Linked DNA regions of Homo sapiens: region 1 is linked to region 2. Evidence: chromatin loops called from intact Hi-C (ENCODE). Cell type or tissue: Caco-2. All regions are shown on one strand. Region 1 has its middle 4.1 kb from the start of GIP. Region 2 holds the start of UBE2Z (ubiquitin conjugating enzyme E2 Z).

Region 1 (2,500 bases), 64 kb after region 2:
CAGTGCACAGACAAGAGAGAATATGTCCTGGACCCTGTAGGCAGGGAAGAGCAGGGCAGGCAGGAACAGGGAATGTGGGGAGGGCCCCCAAGCCTAGAGCTCCTGCTCAAGTCTGCAAGTTCCACACTCCCCAGAAGCAGCAGAATATGCGAGGAGGGCCAGGGGAGATCAGAGATGAAGCCAAACTCCTAGGGGGTTCCACAGCTCCCCCAAAAGGCATATTGGGAGGCAGGAAATTGAAAAGATGACCCTGGGAAGTTTCTGAGGATTGGAAGAGCCTGCTGGACTTGATCAAAATCATTTAATAAATCCAACTGGCAGTTAAGCCAGCCTGTCCACACCATAAGGAGAAGCGCCCTGGTGTGCAGAGTTCTGTGCAGGTTTGGGGTTGGGGGTGGGGAGGAGGAGGCTCTGGAATTAGCAGAGCCTCCCTCTTCCCATTTCACTATGGAGAATTGCTAGCATGTGAGGGGTCAGAGAGGACACAGGGGATGGGGGTCAGGAGGACACCCCAACTAGCCCAACACCCACACAAGTTGAAAGAGTGTGTGGGGGCCCGGCACAGTGGCTCACGCCTGTAATCCCAGCACTTTGGGAGGCCGAGGAGGGCAGATCACAAGGTCAGGAGTTTGAGACCAGCCTGGCCAATAAGTGCCGATAGTCCCCACTACTTGGGAGGCTGAGGCAGAAGAATCACTTGAACCCAGGAGGCAGAAGTCGCAGTGAGCTGAGATCACTCCACTGCACTCCAGCCTGGGAGACAGAGCGAGACTCCATCCCCCGCCAAAAAAAAGAAAGAGTGTGTTGGGTTGGGTTGGGGGGTTTCTGAGGTGTTACAGGAGTTAGGTAATCAGGGGAGTGAGATTCAGAGAAGGGGTGATGGGCAGTGCCATCGCAAGAGAACCCTGGGTCCCATTTCCCAGCCCTTCCTGGGTTCTGACTGGGCCCTCAGGAATGAGAACTGTAACAGCAGAAGAGCATCTGGGGTTTGCTTGCTCTTCCAGTCCCCACTGGTGACTCACCGCCACCCCCACCACCATCCCCATCCCCCTCGCTGGCGCAGACATTCTGGCCCAGCTCTGCAGCCAGGTCAGGGTGACTCAGAGGGCTGGCTGCTGCCTCCCCGCCGTGGACCCTGCTTTTGAAGTTCACTTAGTCTTCAAACTCACAGCTGACTGAGAAAGCCGACTTCCCTCTCTGGCTTCTCTCACACCAGTCAACAGATTTCTTCTTAGGCAGAGGAGGAAACAAGAGGTGACTTGATGCCCAACAACTTTGCCAAGTCCTCCGGTCTATCCTGATGCTTAGAGGGACTATCTCCAGCTTTTCCCCACAGTCACATCACACACACAGTCATGCTCCCAAACATTTTTGCCGACAGCATTTCCCTTAGGTCCTGATAGATACTTTCCAGAGGGGTCTTCAAGAAGAATATATGGCCGGGCACAGTGGTTCCCGCCTGTAATCCCAGCACTTTGGGAGGCCTGGGCGAACGGATCACTTGAGGTCATGAATTTGAGACCAGCCCAGCCAACATGGTGAAATACCATCTCCACTAAAAATACAAAAATTAGCTAGGTATGGTGGCAGGCGCCTGTAATCCCAGCTGCTTGGGAGGCTGAGACAGGAGAATCACTTGAACCCAGTGGGCAGAGGAGGTTGCAGTGAGCCGAGATCGTGCCACTGCCCTCCAGCCTGGATGACAGAGTGAAAGTACGTCTCAAAAAAAAAAAAAAAAAAAAAAAAAAAAAAAGAATATGCTATCTATAGCCTTTATGGCCATCTGCTACAAGCAGTTTGAAGCAGTTTGGAAGTCCTCTCCCAGTTCTAACCCCAATCCCTCTTGCTGTTTTCAAAGGCTTTTGTTTGTCGGGAAAAGAGCTCAAGCTCTTAGTAGTTGCTGCCTAATCCGTGGGAGGAGGGCTGCAGTGAAGAGTTGGAATGGGAGAAGATGGCTACAAGGTCCTCACTTCCAAGGAGTCCTGCTGGAGGGAAAAAATTGATTGTGTATTTAGGATAAAAGGCCAAAGGGGGCCAGGCACGATGGCTCACGCCTGTAATCCCAGCACTTTGGGAGGCCAAGGCGGCCGGATCACGAGGTCAGGAGTTTGAGACCAGCCTGGCCAACATAGTGAAACCCTGTCTCTAGTAAAAATTCAAAAAATTAGCTGGGCATGGTGGTGCACGCCTGTAGTCCCAGCTACTTGGGAGGCTGAGGCCGGAGAATCACTTGCATCCGGGAGGTGGAGGTTGTGGTGAGCTGAGATCACGCCACTTCACTCCAGCCTGGGCAACAGAACGAGACTCTGTCTAAAAAGAAAAAAGAAAAAAAGAAAAAGAAAAAGAAAAGGGCTGGGCCTCCCTGAAAGAGCAGAATTCCTGAGCTCCTCTGTTTTTCTGCTAGGGGTACATCCCAGAGAAAGGAAGACAGTGGTGAGAAGGGAGGGTTTTCTCTTCCTTTTCCTTGTGTGGGGGCATGAAGGATGGAGCAGTTTCCAGA
Region 2 (2,500 bases):
TCTGGCCCCACTGGTTTCCAGTTAATATTGATCCTATATTTTTGCTAGGGAAAAAAGTTTTTGTTTTTGTTTTGAGACGGAGTCTTGCTCTGTCGCCCAGGCTGGAGTGCAGTGGCACGATCTCCGCCCACTGCAAGCTCCGCCTCCCGGGTTCACGCCATTCTCCTGCCTCAGCCTTCCGAGTAGCTGGGACTACAGGCGCCCGCCACCACGCCCGGCTAATTTTTTGTATTTTTAGTAGAGACGGGGTTTCACAGTGTTAGCCAGGATGGTCTTGATCTCCTGACCTAGTGATCCGCCCGCCTCAGCCTCCCAAAGTGCTGGGATTACAGGCATGAGCCACCGCGCCCGGCAAGGAAAAACAGTTTTTTAGGAAGGCCCCTGTCATTCTTAGTCCATAGGAATTTTTTTTTTTTTTTTTGAGACGGAGTCTGGCTCTGTCGCCCAGGCTGGAGTGCAGTGGCGTGATCTCAACTCACTGCAAACTCCGCCTCCCGGGTTCAAGTGATCCACCTGCCTAAGCCTCCTGAGTAGCTGGGACTACAGGTGCACGCCACCACGCCCGGCTAATTTTTGTATTTTTAATAGAGGCGGGGTTTCACCATGTTAGGCTGGTCTCGAACTCCTAACCTCGTGATTCGCCCACCTCGGCCTCCCAAAGTGCTGGGATTACAGGCGTGAGCCACCGAGCCTGGCAGATTATTTTTCACTTTAAACATTTTAGGAAAGACCCAAAGAATCCTCAGGGTTTACACTCACAGTACCTCGATTCCTGTATATTCCAAGATTTGTGGGAAGAAAAAGTACTAAGCTTGGAGTCAGGAGGCCTGATGTTTCTTCCTTTCACCAAGCTTCTCTAGTTCTGTTTCATTATCCCCATGGCAACAACTAGCAACAGTGACTGGCATTTAGTAGGCCCTTCATAAATATATGTTGAATAAACTCTAAAAGAGGTAGCTTTTCATTCCAAGTTGAGTTCTCTCTTGGTCCTGTTGCAGGCAAGGGCAATGGTACCCTGCCCTAGGTGCACAAGTGTGCAGGAGGGATCAATCGCAGAGCCTTTCCGAGAGAAGGGGCCCAAAGCGAGTCAACTTCTCTACTGAGCTTCCCATGAGGATGCTGGATCCCCAATCCTAACCATGCAGACGTCTGAGGGTCGCCGCCATTAACGGGAATGATATGGCCCTTCCTCCCCCACTCCCTCCTCTCTTCTCCCCTTTCAACACTTGAATTGGGCTCTCCGCTACTTCCGCACAGCGCAGGACCCACACGAGCCCAGAACCATCACGGCCTGCTAGTTCCCACCCCTCCCGTCCTGGAGGACCGTAGGTGGACGCTCTTGCAGAGCGCCTCTCGCTGGTTGGGGCGGGGGTGGGCGGAGCCAGCACCGTCTGGGCTGTGGAAGCGGAGGGGGTGGGGACACTCTGGCCCGGTTCTCGGTGGTGCGGGAGCGGGCGGGAGCAGCGGCCGCTCTGGTCGGCGGACGTGCTGCCGAGTAGTCCCGGAAGCGAAGCAGCGATGGCGGAGAGTCCGACTGAGGAGGCGGCAACGGCGGGCGCCGGGGCGGCGGGCCCCGGGGCGAGCAGCGTTGCTGGTGTTGTTGGCGTTAGCGGCAGCGGCGGCGGGTTCGGGCCGCCTTTCCTGCCGGATGTGTGGGCGGCGGCGGCGGCAGCGGGCGGGGCCGGGGGCCCGGGGAGCGGCCTGGCTCCGCTGCCCGGGCTCCCGCCCTCAGCCGCTGCCCACGGGGCCGCGCTGCTTAGCCACTGGGACCCCACGCTCAGCTCCGACTGGGACGGCGAGCGCACCGCGCCGCAGTGTCTACTCCGGATCAAGCGGTGAGCCGGGGTTTTTCCTCCCCCAGCCCCGAGCTCCGGGGCTCGACCTTCCCCGCCCCCCACCCTCTCCCACTACAACTCACCCCCCACCCACTGCGCTGCCCTCGCGGCGGCCCACCTCCACGGCCCAAATCTTGCCAGCTCCGGGCGTCGGGATCCAACTCCCTTCTCCCCCCACCCTCAGACCCGCAAGCACCAACCCCCGCCTCGTGTGCCCAGATCCGACCCCGCCCCTCGACAACCTCCCGTGAGCCCTCCGTCTCCATTCCGGCCACCCTCCCCCACACCTCCCACCTCCGGGTGGAAACCCGACCCTTTAGCGCTTCAGTAACGCCCCCTCCCGCCTTCGGCGCCGCCCCTATTTCCCCTTCCCCACCCCAACCTTGCTAGATGCTGCCCGCAGGCCCCACCCATCGGTCCCCTCTCTTCTCCTCTGGAGCCCCGTTCCTAACACAGACGAACTCAGCTTCCTTTGCCATGCCTCTGACTCGAGCCAACCTTTCTTTTTATCCTCCGTTTTTCTCAGATTCCCTCCACACAGTCTTTTCCCAGGTCTAGATCGCTTCCCTCGCCCCAATCTTTCCTTGAACCCCTTTTCCAGTGTCCCAAAGCTGTCCACTCTTACGCCTCTTCCAGAAACACAGGCTACCTCCCCCCAATTCCCC

Evidence for each region. Peaks named below come from ENCODE experiments on the same cell type or tissue, not always from the same donor. Only the 100,000 strongest peaks of a DNase experiment are listed, where the experiment ranks them.
Region 1: a loop joins it to region 2, with 4 times the contacts of the local background. A loop is called at or near these places in 3 of 110 quality-filtered maps.

The regions. Positions count from the first base shown.
Region 1 is chr17:48,971,470-48,973,969 of GRCh38, forward strand. No RefSeq gene overlaps it. Among named protein-coding and RNA genes, the nearest start is that of GIP, 4.1 kb to the left of the region's middle. In Caco-2, no CTCF peak of the experiment used is centred here; DNase peaks (open chromatin) are centred at 392, 1,052 and 1,962.
Region 2 is chr17:48,906,986-48,909,485 of GRCh38, forward strand. UBE2Z (ubiquitin conjugating enzyme E2 Z) reads left to right here and starts at 1,422. Exons shown (of 7, transcript NM_023079.5): 1 at 1,422-1,835. The coding sequence starts at 1,519. It overlaps LOC105371814 (a long non-coding RNA gene), which reads right to left and starts at 1,998. Exons shown (of 4, transcript NR_135674.1): 1 at 1,954-1,998. RefSeq lists silencers at 1,561-1,810, 2,081-2,210. In Caco-2, no CTCF peak of the experiment used is centred here; DNase peaks (open chromatin) are centred at 1,386 and 2,166; H3K4me3 peaks cover 1,900 bases.